3 separate regions of the Mus musculus genome follow, and all the other regions are linked to region 3. The links are chromatin contacts, found by Hi-C or POLR2A ChIA-PET in ENCODE. All regions are on one chromosome and are shown on one strand. The core of a region is the stretch at or near the end of the contact, and the rest is flanking DNA. Distances in the headings are between cores, read along the strand shown.

Region 1 (4,599 bases), core at 2,016-4,515, 220 kb after region 3:
AAGAGGGTGTCAGATCTTGTTACAGATGGTTGTGAGCCACCATGTGGTTGCTGGCTTTTGAACTCAGGACCTTCAGAAGAGCAGTTGGCGCTCTTAACCACTGAGCCATCTCACCAGCTCCCAATTTATTATTTTTTATGTGCATTGGTGTTTTGCCTGCATGTGTGTCTGTGTGGATAAGGGTGTCCGATCCACTGGAACTGGAGTTACAGGCAGTTCGGAGCTGTCCACATTGGTGCTGGGAATTGAACCCGGATCCTTTGGAAGAACAGCCAGTGCTCTCAACCTCTGAGCTATCTCTCTAGACCCTCCTTTTTTTTTTTTTTTTTTTATTTGAGACAGGGTTTCTCTGTGTATCCCTGGCTGTCCTGGAACTCACTCTGTAGACCAGGCTGGCCTCAAATTCAGAAATCCGCTTTCCTCTGCCTCCCAAGTGCTGGGATTAAAGGTGGGTGCCACCACACTGGCCTCTTGGGGACTGCTGACCATGCGCCACCCTGAACAGCATGGAACCCACTTGTTATCTAGCTCTCCCTAACCCACAGAATGTCTGTGACTAGAAGTGTCCCTTTGAGCCAAGTAGCCCAGCCATTGGACCAAGATGGATCCAGCGTGATGAAGGCCAGTAAGTCCGGACAGCCCATTACATGCTAACTGACACAGGGCACAACAGCTGATAACTGTTGAGTGAGGAAAGAACCGTGAAGAGAAGGGAATGAGGTTGCGTGGCACCAGAATTCCCAGGAAGCCCTGAGTATCCCTCCCCCCCCCCCAGCAGCTCATCCTTGACTGACATTTCTTTTGCACTGCATCTTAGTTTATTCCCCAGGACCTGCAAGATGGAAAGAGAACCAACGAGCTGTCCTCTGACTCTTCACCAACACCCATGCACAGAGGCACACATACATACATACATGCATACATACATACACACATAGAAATGCACATATATATACATACACATGCATACACACACATCCCCTACACCATGCAGTCAAATACACACACTCTACACTATGTTACACACACCCCTACACAGAGACACACACATATACAGATGCACACACACAGACACTCACAGAAACACACAGACACATACATAGAGACACAAACATATGCATGTACACATATACACACACATGCACACACATACATATACACATCTGTGCACACATACACATATGTATACATACACCCCACACCTATGCAGATACACATATACACACATGCATATACACATACATACACATGTAGAAACAGACACATGCACACAAATATATATACATACCCCACACTCATGCACACACACAAATACATATGCATGTGCACACATAAATACATATACATGCCCATGTATACGCAACATACATAACACCACTCTACATGCACAGATACACACTCTTTTTTTTTTTTTTTTTTGGTTTTTCGAGACAGGGTTTCTCTGTGTAGCCCTGGCTGTCCTGGAACTCACTCTGTAGACCAGGCTGGCCTCGAACTCAGAAATCTGCCAGCCTCTGCCTCCCAAGTGCTGGGATTAAAGGCGTGCGCCACCACTGCCCAGCACATATACACACTCTTACACACTCGTGCAGACAGACGCACAGAGACATACATACGTACACACCCATGCACAGACACACACAGACACATGCACACACAGAGACACATGCATACACACACAGCCGGGCCATCCTCTCTGGCACGATCACCCTCTGTGCTGTGTAAATGGAACTGATGTTCTCTGAAGAGGCTACATTTGTCTTTGAGGATCTGCAGCTCTCTTGACCTTGGCTGTGTAGAACATGACACTTCCAGAGAGATGAAGGGTGTAGGTCACGAGTGCATCATCCCAGTTGTCTTCAGTCTCCCGTAGTAACCATTTTCGATCCACCTCTTGTATGACCTGACATCCTCTTGACTTTTAGAAGACATTCTTGACACACAAGGATGCAGCTTCCATCAACCCTTAAGCTAAGACTTTGATTCGATAGGTTTTTGAAAGCAGGGAGCTGTGCTTGCCTGCAGCCTTCAGGAAGCCAATGCTTCGGCCTGGCACTTTATAAAGCAGGAATCGACACACACACCTGCAATCTCATCTTGGAAGGTGGAGGCAGGAGGATCAGAAATTCTACAGCATCTTTGGTCACACGGAGCGTGTAAGGCTAGTCTGGATTATGTCTCAAAACCAGGGAACCAGTCATGGTTGCCCGGGACTTTAATCCGGGCACTCAGAGGCAGGTGGATTTCTGTGAGTTCAGCTCAGCATTTCCTTCAGCTGCTATGGTTTGTCTACCTGAAGGCACGGCCAATGCATTCTAGTTTTGCTTTGGGACAGGGTTTCATGTATCTCAGGCTGGTTTAGAACTCACGACCCAGGTGAGGGTGACCTTGAACTGATCCTTCGGTTTTCTGAGCAATAGCATGGCAGGCACGCCCACATGCAGTGCTGGGGACTGAACCTCTGGCTTTGTGTACTAGGTGAGCGGTTGAGCCACATCCCACTCCCCCATCCCCCACCCCCTCTATAATGTGCAATGATTCACGACTTGCCTTTTGTCCTGTGACTATACAGGCCAACGTCACCTTCCCAAGTGTCATTTCCCAGTCCTTTGCACTAACTTGAACTTGAACCTACTACTGGTCCAGAGAATGGAATCTGTGGCTCGGGGTGGGGTGGAGGCGGGTCATTCACTTTCCCTAAGGGCCATTCCTAGGACAGTGGGGTCCTGGGAAGAGACAGGCAGAAGGAATTACTGAGATACTATGGTCTCCTCCCAGAAGCCCTGTCCCTAGTGGGGAAGCCCATTTATTGCAGCCACTTAATCTGGTAAATTTGTTTATTTAGCAAGCGTAAGTTTATCCTTTCTCCTATCTCTTTTTTAAGCCAGGTTTTGGGGGTTCCCTCTGACATTCCGGCCTTCCTTACACTTTCTCCAAAGCCTCCCTTGGCACCATGTGGCCGCTTGCTAGCCACGTGTCTGACTTCCGTCCCAGCTTAAATGGCATGGTCCCAGTTCCCTTTCTGTGCTCTCCTCCTCTGGGCAGCTGCGGAGGTTTACAGCCTGCCCGCCCTGGGGGTTTTCTTTTAGACTCTAATAAAATTGTCCTTGTGTCTCCAATTGAGTTCATTCTTAAATCCGTTTATTAATGAAGCTAGGAACCCCAGGAGGGACCCCCTCAGTTTCCCCAGATCAGTTTGGGCAGAGCTGCTGTTTGACATGAGCAACCGCAGCTGGCTCAGCGCTAGCCCCGGGGGGGGGGGCCCCCACCTCACAGATGTCAGCAGTTCCTCCTTCCTTTCAGCTGGAAAACCCGAAAATATCTCCTGACATTGACAGATGTTCTGTGGGGGGCAATCACAGCCCCCCTCCCTTCCTGATGGAGAACCACGAAACGGCTGGAAAAAATGACCTTCCACTGTGGTACAGGAGCTGGCGCTCCGGCTGGGGCCCCTCTGGGGGTCAGAACCAGATGTTCTGCTTTGATCCTGACAATCTAACAGACTGTGTGGCCATGTGTTTCCTATCTGCTGGGGGCCCAGAGACCTCATTGTTCTGGGGCGGGGCCTGAAGTCTGTGGGAATTACCAGGCTCCCTGTGGGACGGTAGAGGGAAGAACATGTCAGTGATGTCTTGGTTAATGAAGAAACATGCCATTCTGTGAAAGGGGAAAAAAAAGAGAGAGAGAGACAAGTTGGTATTAGGGGTGCGTGCCGGTGGTGGTCCCTCCTCTTGGGAGGTGGAGGCAGGGGGATTTCAAGTTGAAGACTAGCCTGGGCTACCTATTGAGACCTTGACTCAAATAAGTAGGTAAATCAGCAAGGTGTTAGTGAGCTCAGCAGTCAGGGACAAGGACACGCACTGCTGCTGTCCCTGGGGGGTGGGGGTGGGGTAGCTCACAATGATCTGATCTGTGCAGCCAGATCCAGGGAGTTGACACGTCTGGCCTCTGTGGGGACATGCACGGACTAAAGCGTCTGCCTCCTGCTCGAGATCTGATTCTAGGCACCCACGGAGGAGCCCGCTGAGCCTTTAGGCTTAGCATTGGAGAGACAAGAGACTGGGGATCCCTGGAGCTCCCTGAAGAGATGGACTCTGTGTTCAGTGAGAGAACGTGTCTCAAAAAGTAAGAGGAGGGGCTGGTGAGATGGCTCAGTGGGTAAGAGCACCCGACTGCTCTTCCAAAGGTCCAGAGTTCAAATCCCAGCAACCACATGGTGGCTCACAACCATCTGTAATGAGATCTGACTCCCTCTTCTGGAATGTCTGAAGACAGCTACAGTGTACTTACATATAATAAATAAATATAATAATAATAATACAAAAAGTAAGAGGAGAGGTTGGAGGTAGGGGGGTGGCTCAGTGGGTAAAGTGCTTACCAAGGAAACATGAAGACCAGAGTTCTCATCTCCGAACATCACCCACACAGATGCTGGGCAGGTGGGATGGCTGGCCTGTCATCCCAGCTCTTGGGAGACAGAGACATCTAGTTAGAGTATTGGGATTGGTGAGCTTGGGGCTCCAGTGGGTGGCCTTGCCTTGATATAAGTTGGGGGATGATTAAAAAAGACACCTGAAGCTGGGCGTGGTGCACGCCTTT
Region 2 (4,729 bases), core at 1,821-4,320, 200 kb after region 3:
AAGGTAAGGGAAAAGTGAAGGCAGGAGGCCCAGACACTGGCAGAGGAGCCTCCCTCAGGGGAGAGGCTGGTCTCTGCCGAGTTAAGTAGCTTTCTGAAATATCCAGGATAGTGGCCGACTGCAGAGACAGTCCTGTGTCTGCCTAGCAGAGGGAGACCACAGCCCTTAGGCCAGAGACACTGGGCAGTCTGCCAGCCTAGGCTGCAAGGCTGTGTTCTTGACCTTGAACCAAACTCAACCTGACCCTAACAGGGGCAGAAGCTGGAAGCACACACTTCCCAGGTGTAACAGCGAGAAAGTTAAGTCCCCAGAGGCCCCTGGGTTCACTTATCCAACCACCCCCTAACTGACCACTGAGGGGTCGGTTCTACAGTGATAGTCCCCCTAGCTTTAAGGGGATGGACACAAAGCCCTTTTTAAGCTCCGGTTCTACACAGATATGGGAAGTTAGCTGTACACACAGAACAAGCACAAACTACAGGGGACTGCCTCCTCTCAGACATGGCATCTCCTCATAGCACACAAGGTGCCAATTCTGATACAAGACCCTTGGAGATAGAGGCCTCTGAGCCCCTCCTCCACTCCACTCACGTGCATCCCTGAGAGGGTTAACAGCCTGCAGACCCTGGAACTCACCAGGCCCTGGCAGAAGTCTCAAAACCAGGACAAAGAGCGGAGGGGACTATTTAACATATCAAAGCAGAACTGGTAACTAGGATCTCCCGGCATCCCTCACAGTACCTGTTACCGGACACTCCAGGCAGATATACCCCCGCCCCTTACCCTAAACTTAATCCAGCCCACAGGCTAAGCTACCCTCTCCCCCTACCTACTCTTCTCTATATAACCCGACCATTTTGGTCCCCTCTTTTACTCGGGCGGCTCCTGCACCTGGTTCCTATCCTCACTCCCCCCAAGGGTCAGACTTCTCTGATGTCCCTGCCTGTGTCTCTGTTTAATCCACAATAAATGCCTTCCCTCTGCCACCCCTACGAGCAGTCATTGTCTTACTGATTTTTTTTTTCCTACTCACAAAATAATCCAACTCCACATGGCTTTCCTAAACTTCAGGACAACCCGATGCAGCAGAGAAAAGACCCTATCATGCCCAACTTCTTAGCCTTGTCCAAACCCACTAGGCAATAAATAGAGCAGCTTGTGAGTTACCCTTCCAATACTCTGGCTAAGACCGGTCTACCTGGCGAGCCTACCTCATGCAGGGCCCCTCTGCATGCCTAGCGGGAACCTTTCTTCTACTGCAAGATGGTTAGGACTCTTCTACCCCTCTTAGTGTGCCCTTGCCACCTTTTGCAGAACACCCTTGGGAACATGGGCAACACTCTCCCGAGGGTCAAGCTCCATCTCTTTCTTAGAGTTAACAGAGAACGTGATCTCCGGGACACAGAGGCGGAGGGGGTAGAGGGGTGTATCACCGAAAACTTGCTTTTACAAAGTTCTGGCGGAGACTCAAGCGGACCCTGGGCCCGGCTCTGCGGGGCTTCCTCTCCACCACCACCCCCGCCCCCGCGAAAGCTCAAGTTCCACGGCCCAGACCGGAGCCTCAGGGGAGCACCGACCCCACTGGCCCCCACGCCGCGAGGACCCGAGGCAGACAAAGCCCAGCGCCGCTCCGCGGGGGGTCGCGGGTGGGAGGGGAGCCCCGGGGTGGGGAGGGCCTCCGAGGAGCATGCGCGCTCACGGCCGCGCCGCGCGGGCCCCCACCATGCCCCGCGCGCACCGGCCGGGCCGACCGCGCCGGGCTAACACGGAGCATGCGCGCCGCGCGCCAGGCCCCGCCCCCCCGGGGCGCCCGAGCCGCAGCGGCGGGAACCTCAAAGCCCCGGCGCGAGCCGGCTGCTCCCCGCGGACTGCCCTCCCCCCTCGGGGGGAGGAAGAGACGCGGGGGTGGGGGGGAGGAGGGGGGTGGACGCACGGGGGGGAAGGAGGGACTGACAGCCCCCGCGTGGCCGCGCACACCCGGTCCCCCCCCTCCCCCGGCCCGGGACTGGCTCCCCGGAGTTCCCCCGCGCGGCGTGGGGGAGGGGCGGGGCGTGACCCCACGGCGCCCCTCCCCCCCAAAACCGCCAACCGCCCCCGCCCCACTCACGACGCGCTCCTTCGTGTGCTCGGGCTCCGTGATGATCGCGGCCGCGCCGGCCGCCTTGCCCGCCGTCGCCGGCCTGGCTGTGCGCTTGCCGCCGCCGGGGGCCCCGTCCAGCTCCGGGCCGTCCTCGTCGCCGCTGCTGCCGCCGCCGCTGCTGCTGCTGCAGCGCTCGGGCCGCTCGCGCTTCCTGCCCGCGGGGCCGCCGCGTCGCCGGGGCCCCGCGCGCGCCGTGCCGTTGCCCGAACTCGGCTCCTCCCAGGCCGCCCCCTTCTTCCTGGGCATGGTCGCCGGGCTGCGGGAGACACACGGGGCGCACAATGCACACGGGGCGGGCTGCGGGGCGGGGGAGGGGACGCGCGGCGCGGCGTGGGCCGCCCCACCTGCTGCTCCCTCGCCCCTCCCCACGCCGCGCGCCACGCGGGGACCCCCCCCTGTACCCCGGCCGGGCCCCAAGCACCTGCGAGCACGCGCGAAAAGAGGAACTTTCGTGGGGCCCCAGCCCGGCCCCCGCGGCCCGGCGCTCGCCCCGTCTGCTTTTTTTTTTTTTTTTTTTTTTTATTGATTTTGAACAATGGGATCTCTGTCTGTCTCCGATTAAACCACGTGGATCCGCCTTCCTTCCCCTTCTTATTCATTCCGTCCCCCAACCCCCCCTTCCCCAGCGTCTTTTTTTTTTTTTTTAACCTTTCTCGGGGGGGAAGGGGGAGGGAGAGGAGAAAAAAAAAGAGGAAAAAAAAAAAACTTTCCCAGACCCTGCAAACTGGTCCCAGACGGTTTCCAGCCCCTACCTGGTTGGAGTGATGAGAAACGAGGAGGGAAGCGACTGAAAGACGGGGTCGAAGGCTTCTTCTCTCCCCGGCCGGGACGAGGGCTCCAGCCCACTCACCAGATACACTTAAAATGTAAATACGAGCTTCCAGAACAAATGCTACAACACAAAACAGAAACACATGTGCGGCCGGGCGGCAAGCGAGCGCGCGCGCGGCGGGCGGCGAGGGGCCCCGGGTGCGCGCGCCCCCTACCGGCCGGAGGACCCCACCGCCCAGCCGGGCCGCCCACCCGAGCCTGCGTCCCGGACGCCCGGCGCCACGCCGCAGGCCCCGCTGGGCCCCGCCGCTTGCGCGCTCCGCACGCCCTTGCACGCAGCGCGGCCTGCGCGTCACAAGGCGTCTTCGGGGCTCGGGAGAGTGTCAGATTCTCTTGTTTTTTCCCCCTGAGCGTCTAGACAGGTCACCTGAGGACACTCGCTGGAAAATAGTTGCTTTGCTCACGCAGCAGCCAGCGAGGGACGTGCCCTAATTGAGTGATGGGAATGAAAAATGAACACAATTTGAGTAACTTTCTCCTGTGCAGACTCAGGGTAGATTTGATACGTCGTGGATGCGTCCAGAGTGTGCAGCCGGGTGCTGTTAGAATGATCAAGTTACATAAAGGTTTGGTGTAGTATGAAATTAGTAATTAGCTGGGGGACGTACTATGAAATTAGTAATTAGCATAGGTGGACTTGAAAGTACTTGTGATGGGAATTTTCTTCATTTTAAAAACGTATTTACCGCGCCTCAGTACAAGCAAGACTAGATGCAAAGGTGCTAGAAGCTTAGAATACAGACCTGGAGAACAAGATCTCTGCCCAGTTGGAAGGCGAAGTAAGAGGAAAGATTAAGAAATTACTGAAAGCATGGTACTTACCGGGTTCCAGGATCAAGGAAGGCGTTCCCTGGGAGAGCTGAGTTTTAAAATTGTAAAGAATCTGACCTGGCAGAAGTGGGAGAGGAAACCTTTCCCCTACCCCGTGGGACAGTGCAGGGTCTAGGAATCCGGGAAGAGAAGTGGCCAGAGGTGCTGGGGTCAAGGCTGAGGAGTCGACAGGGCCCCCCTCACAGGACCCGACAAGCCACGTGCACGATCGGCTTGGTTGGAACTAGGGGAAGGTTTGCATCTCAGTGTCACTTTCTCTTCTGACAAATGTTTTTCTTTGGGGTTTTGTTTCCGTCTCATGTAGCCCAGGCTGGCCTGAAACTGACCGTGTAGCCCAGGCTGACATTGAACCTGATCCTCCTACTTCTCTCTCTCTCTCTCGAGCGCCCGAGTTAACACTGAAAGTTTCTTTTTTGGCAACTTCCTTGGTTGACTAGAGAGAGTTTCTAGGGTCTTTGCAGTTCGTTCTTAATTACATCAAGAAGCGGGATGGGGGCGGGGGGAGGGTGCACAGGACCAAACGTTTGAAGGCAGGCGGAGAATCCTGGAGAACCAAATCTAAGTTATTTGATCAAAGTCACCAGCCTGGGTGGAAGCACTTATGTAAAACAACTCAGAAAATGAGCACCAACTGGTGCGTTTCAGGGATATTAGAAGCACCGTCTGAAAGCCTCTTAATAGACCTGGCATTCGAAAAGATTGAAGAGATTAAGCCGTGATGCTTTGATATAAAACATTAGAACCAACTAGAAAAGAATTCTGCCTAAGTGTGCCGTCAGGTCCGGGTTTCAGGAAATGGCACGCCGGAGCTTGTCCGGGGGTGGTGGCTGGTTGGGCGGTTATCCTCCCGACAACACCCTGTGTGGCCAATTAGAAACGCTGAGGGTGCCTTTAAAAGGTTTTTAGGCAGCGAGTCTCTCTCTCTTT
Region 3 (4,403 bases), core at 1,376-3,875:
CATCTCTCTAACGTGTGTGTGTGTGTGTGTGTGCTTTATGTGTGTGCATGTGTTGCAGGTGGGTGTGATAAGTAGACATGGATGCCAGGGGAAGATGCTGGGTGTCCTATGCTGATACTCTCTGCCAGGGGCTCTCACTGACCCTGGAACCGAGCTGATAAGCCCCCAGCGACCTTCTGTCTCTGCTCCCCACAGAGCACAGGAGCACACAGCCACACCTAGCTTTTTACATGGGAACCTGAGGGTCAAGCTGAGATCCTCACGCTAACAGCGACACATTTACCCTCTAAGTCACTTCTCCAGGTCCACCTTTTCTTTTCTTTTGGTTGTTCTGAGACAGGCAGGGTCTTATTAGGTAGCCCTGTCTGGCCGGGAGGTTGCCGTGGCCTCAAGCTCACAGGGCTCCATCCGTGGACATCCTCTGCCTCTCAGGTGCTGGGTTCAAGGCATGCACCACACACCCAGCTTCCAGTACTAATTACAAGAAATAACTTTTATGAGTGTTTCTTAGAGGTGGGGTGGGAGACAAGGTCTCTCTGTGTAGCCTTGGCTGTCCTGGAACTCACTATGTAGACCAGACTAGTCTTGAATAATACAGCGATCCTCCTGCCTCTGCCTCCCATCCCAGTGCTGGGATTACGGGCTGTTTTTTCTCCTTTTTGAGGTACACATGCATGTGTTGGGGGTATACTGAGACAGGGTCATGCTGTGCGGCCCCAGCTGAGCTGGAACTCACTATGTAGTATGAATGAGCCTTCGGCTTGTGGTCCTCGGACCACAGCTTCTGGTGTGTAGGGATTGCAGGTGTGTACCACCACGTCTGGTTAACTTATTTTTTTAAAGGTAGACTATTACAACATTTGCAATGACAACGGTGGCCTGCGTACAGCTTCCTCTGGGCAGGTTATGGTCTAGGTTGTGCTGACTCTTGGTGTTGGGGAACTCTCTGTGAACTGAGTCCTGGCTGAGGCTAGTGGACACCTGTCCCCTTGCCCTCCACTGTGCTGGGCCTCTCTCTGCTTAGGTGGAGCAAGGACAAGGACTTAGGCACAGACCCCCTTTCTTCCTTAGCCCCCAGCAGAGGCAGCATGCCAGTCTTTCAGAGAGTCCCCACAGTGCCCCGGCAGGCAAGCTGACAGGCATGGTGACAACTGTGGCTTAGGGCCCAGGATCCTGGCTTACCCCTTGGCAATGCCCAGTTCAGAGCAGGGAGTGGGGAGAGATGGGCACCCTCCCAGGCCACTGGCGCCTAGACCACACCCCACCCCTGTGTTATAATCCTGCTTTGGGGTCTATATGAAGGCCCACTGAAGTCCAGGCCCAGGTGAAGTGGAGGCTGGGGCTGAGGCTTAAGGGCTAAAGGAGCAGAGAGGGGCCCCGTCTTAGGCTTGCTGAGACCAGCGGGAACCGGGGCCTCCTGTGAAGTGGCCGAGCAGTGGGAAGGAGCTGGAGAGCGGGCAGAAGAGCATGAGGGGGTGCTTAGGTGGGCTTTGGGAGGCTCGGGAGAGTCAGGCGCTTTAGTGTCAGAATGGTCTGGGAACACGGCCCATAGAGGATGTACAGGCACAGAATCTGGCATGCCCCTCCCTCCAGCATGAAGCCCTTCCTCCCTCGCAAGGCAGAACACTGAGAGTGCTCGGAGCAGATGGTGGCTTCAGTGTGGCCTCTCAGGCTGCTCAGACTACTCCTTCCCCATAGCACCTTTCCTAGGTCCCACACTATACCCTATCAGTTTCTCTGGGTTTGTGGGACACACTCTGCGAGATTCCTTCAGCCTTCTGTCTCAGGTACCCTGACCCCCATCGAGCGAGCGTGTGGGCAGAGAAAATGGGGAAGAAACGGGCCCTGGCTCCCAGGGCCATAGCGGGTGGAAAGTGACCCCTCTCTGATCTCAGGGTGAAGTCAGGAAAGGTATTTGGGGACACAGCTCACAGCCAGTGCCCCGGGACAGGCAACCACCAGCAACCCCCCGGAGGGTGAAATCGGATAAGTACCAGGCCAGATTCCACGTGGGCAGTTCCCCTTTGGACAAGTCAGTCCCCAGCACATCCCAGGCTGTTTCTGCTTGCAGGGGTAGGCAGTCCACTGGTGGAGGAGGCTGGGCTGGGGTGAAAGGTCAGCCAAGAAGGAATGGGGGAGTGAAAGGGGCGTGTTACAGAGAGCCCATGTGTGTTAAAGTCACCCAGGAGAGGGGCTGGAAAGACCAGTCATGAGAAGGCTAGATTTAGGGAGTAGTCTCAGAGAGGAGGCTGTGACAGGGGCTGTAACTGTGTGTCTTAGAGGGGCCTCAGGATTGCATGGAAGTGGATCCTGGCCTGGACTCTCTCTGGATTTCTGAGGATCTCGAATTGAGGGGCAACCTGGATACTGGAGCCAGGTCCAGGGTCTCAAGATTTGTGAAGGGTAGGTGAGAGGGTAACTCTCTCTCGGCTCACCTGTAGACATCGGTCCAGAGCTGCGTGCCCAGCACGTACACCGCCTCCACGCGGCTCCCATACTGCAGCCGCACGGTCCGTTCCCGCAGCATATTTTCCCGTATAGGCGGCTGCATTCCGTGCTGCTCCCAGGAATAAGCACCTGCTGCAGGTAAGCCCTCCGCTGCTGCGCCTGCGCTCGCTGCCGAGCAGCCGGCGGCCTTAAGCAGCAGCCGGGGGCGGGGCGTGGGCGGGGCTTCCCGCCGGACTCCTCTTGGATTGGATCTGCAAACCCGTCCGTCAAGCCTGGCCCCGCCCTCCAAGCCCCTCTGCCCGCAAGTTGTCAATTCCTGTTTTCCGTGTTTGGCTTGTTCATTCTTTTATTCAGTAAATTCCCCTTTCTGGACGCTCCCCCTCACCTCCAGCTCCGAGGGGCAGAAAGTGCGAGCAGGAGTAGCCGAAGGGACAGGGCAGGAGTGAATAGGTGGCAACCAAAGCCAGTCTGGGGCCGGAGAATGCTTCTCAGAGGAAACCCTGAGGCTTCTTAAAGATCTTGGCAACACCAGGGGGTGGAGAGGAGCCTCCTGAACACCTTCTGGAAGCTGGACACCCCCCATATTAGATCCACATTGCCATGAGAAATAGGGAGTGGGGTGGAGTGGGGGGAACTGTGGCCCTGGCAGGGACCAGAATGCTAAGCCCAGGCATGAGAGCGACAGCATGAGCCTGGAATGGGGCTATCTGGGAGTGCATTCTGGCTGCCCCAGACAGCGTTGAGCATACTGAGCTGGAGCCAGTAGTGAAGACCCCGGATGGGGCGTGAGAGGACTGGCGAGGAGAGGACTGATCTGTGTGGTGTTTATGGATGGAGATTTGGGTGGCTCCCGGTGGCTGGGAGGATGTGCCTGGTTGAAGGACAATGGGCTGACGGGGCAGAGGATTAGGGCTCCAGCCTGCGACACCAAAAGACGTGCCAAGGTAGAGGTCAATGTATGGTCCTGAAGGCCAAGGTGCACCGTGACATCTAGTGGCAGGGTGGGGTCTGAAGCACTCTGAACCCCACCCTCAGGCCCTTTCTTTCTGAACTCAACCCTGGGGCTATGCAATTTGAGGAAGTGGCTTTTTCGTTAAGGGAATGGAGACTGAAGGGCGGGTGGAGGGGTGAATGTTGGAGAGGGAGGGGGACTGAAGGGAGCCCCAGCAAAGGGCACACTGAATTAAACGCATTGCTCATAGGTATGCCCAGGCACGCCCAGCGGCCCTCGACTCCATCCTTCTCCTCCAGATGCCCAAATTAGGAGATGGTAAAGACCCCAGCTGTTCCTGGGTATCAGGGATCTAGGAGGAATGTGGGTGGAGAAGCAGAGAGCCAGAATCTCAGCCAGAGGGGTCACTGTCTCCTGAAAGGCTTGGGGTTCAGATCCTGGGAGAAGCTGCTAACTTCTGATTGGTCCCTGGGAGAGCGTTCTCCAATCAGGAGGCAGCTTGTGGGAAAGAATCCAAGAGGCACCAGACTGGGAACCCCTGCCCTGCTAAGGTGGGCTCGGGTCTGAGGACCCCTCTGCAGGCAAGCAAGAGTTCCCACCTCCAACACGGGCAGAACGGTCCTGTATGTCACTCACTCCTTCCATGTCTCCTGTCAAGCAAGTGAGTCCCAGCAGAGCCAGGGTTGTGCGATCAGGCAAAGGCTGTGGTTACCCAGCTGGGCAGAAACGACGGCGGTGTGTGGTGCACTCATTAGTTACGTGGTTTCTGTGCCCCACACTGCCCCCAAATGATACTTCCCAAAGCATTAGAATTAAATTATTTTATCTTTCCAGGAACGCTGTCAGAACTAACCTAGGGGTGCATAGCTCCTGACAGTAGCAGTGCAGGAACCTGGGTGGGGACACAGGGTAAGGGTGGCTTGCCTGCCTCGAGAGAGCTTATAGGTAATCTCTCAGCATAATGGAAGGTACAAACTGATATTAAATGAGACAATATTCAGAA

Evidence for each region. Hi-C counts contacts between places; a loop is a spot of excess contacts on that map. ChIA-PET counts read pairs that join two places held with the same protein, here RNA polymerase II (POLR2A).
Region 1: a map of heart shows a loop between it and region 3 (4-fold over the local background). The contact joins the enhancer-like site here to the promoter of Padi2 in region 3. A Hi-C loop is called at or near these places in 6 of 37 maps with a recorded cell type or tissue (heart and left cerebral cortex). POLR2A ChIA-PET finds 5 or more read pairs at or near these places in 2 of 5 experiments (Patski and embryonic stem cell).
Region 2: a loop to region 3 is called in a map of v-Abl transformed pro-B cells, with 2.1 times the contacts of the local background. The contact joins the promoter of Rcc2 here to the promoter of Padi2 in region 3. A Hi-C loop is called at or near these places in 1 of 37 maps with a recorded cell type or tissue (v-Abl transformed pro-B cells). POLR2A ChIA-PET finds 5 or more read pairs at or near these places in 1 of 5 experiments (embryonic stem cell).

Annotation. Positions count from the first base shown.
Region 1 is chr4:140,683,142-140,687,740 of GRCm38, reverse strand. It overlaps Gm13025 (a long non-coding RNA gene), which reads right to left. Exons shown (of 3, transcript XR_001784551.2): 3 at 1,630-3,657. Among named protein-coding and RNA genes, the nearest start is that of Gm13025, 5.7 kb to the right of the region's middle. Within about 2 kb of position 3,265, at least 1 of the 3 ENCODE cell types and tissues checked has a DNase peak (open chromatin) inside an H3K27ac peak, as active enhancers do; it is heart, where a contact is called at or near this core.
Region 2 is chr4:140,699,814-140,704,542 of GRCm38, reverse strand. Rcc2 (regulator of chromosome condensation 2) reads right to left here and starts at 3,070. Exons shown (of 13, transcript NM_173867.5): 1 at 2,893-3,070; 2 at 2,108-2,396. The coding sequence starts at 2,386.
Region 3 is chr4:140,904,582-140,908,984 of GRCm38, reverse strand. Padi2 (peptidyl arginine deiminase, type II) reads right to left here and starts at 2,625. Exons shown (of 16, transcript NM_008812.2): 1 at 2,436-2,625. The coding sequence starts at 2,551. Gm46719 (a long non-coding RNA gene) reads left to right here. Exons shown (of 2, transcript XR_001784481.2): 2 at 1-11.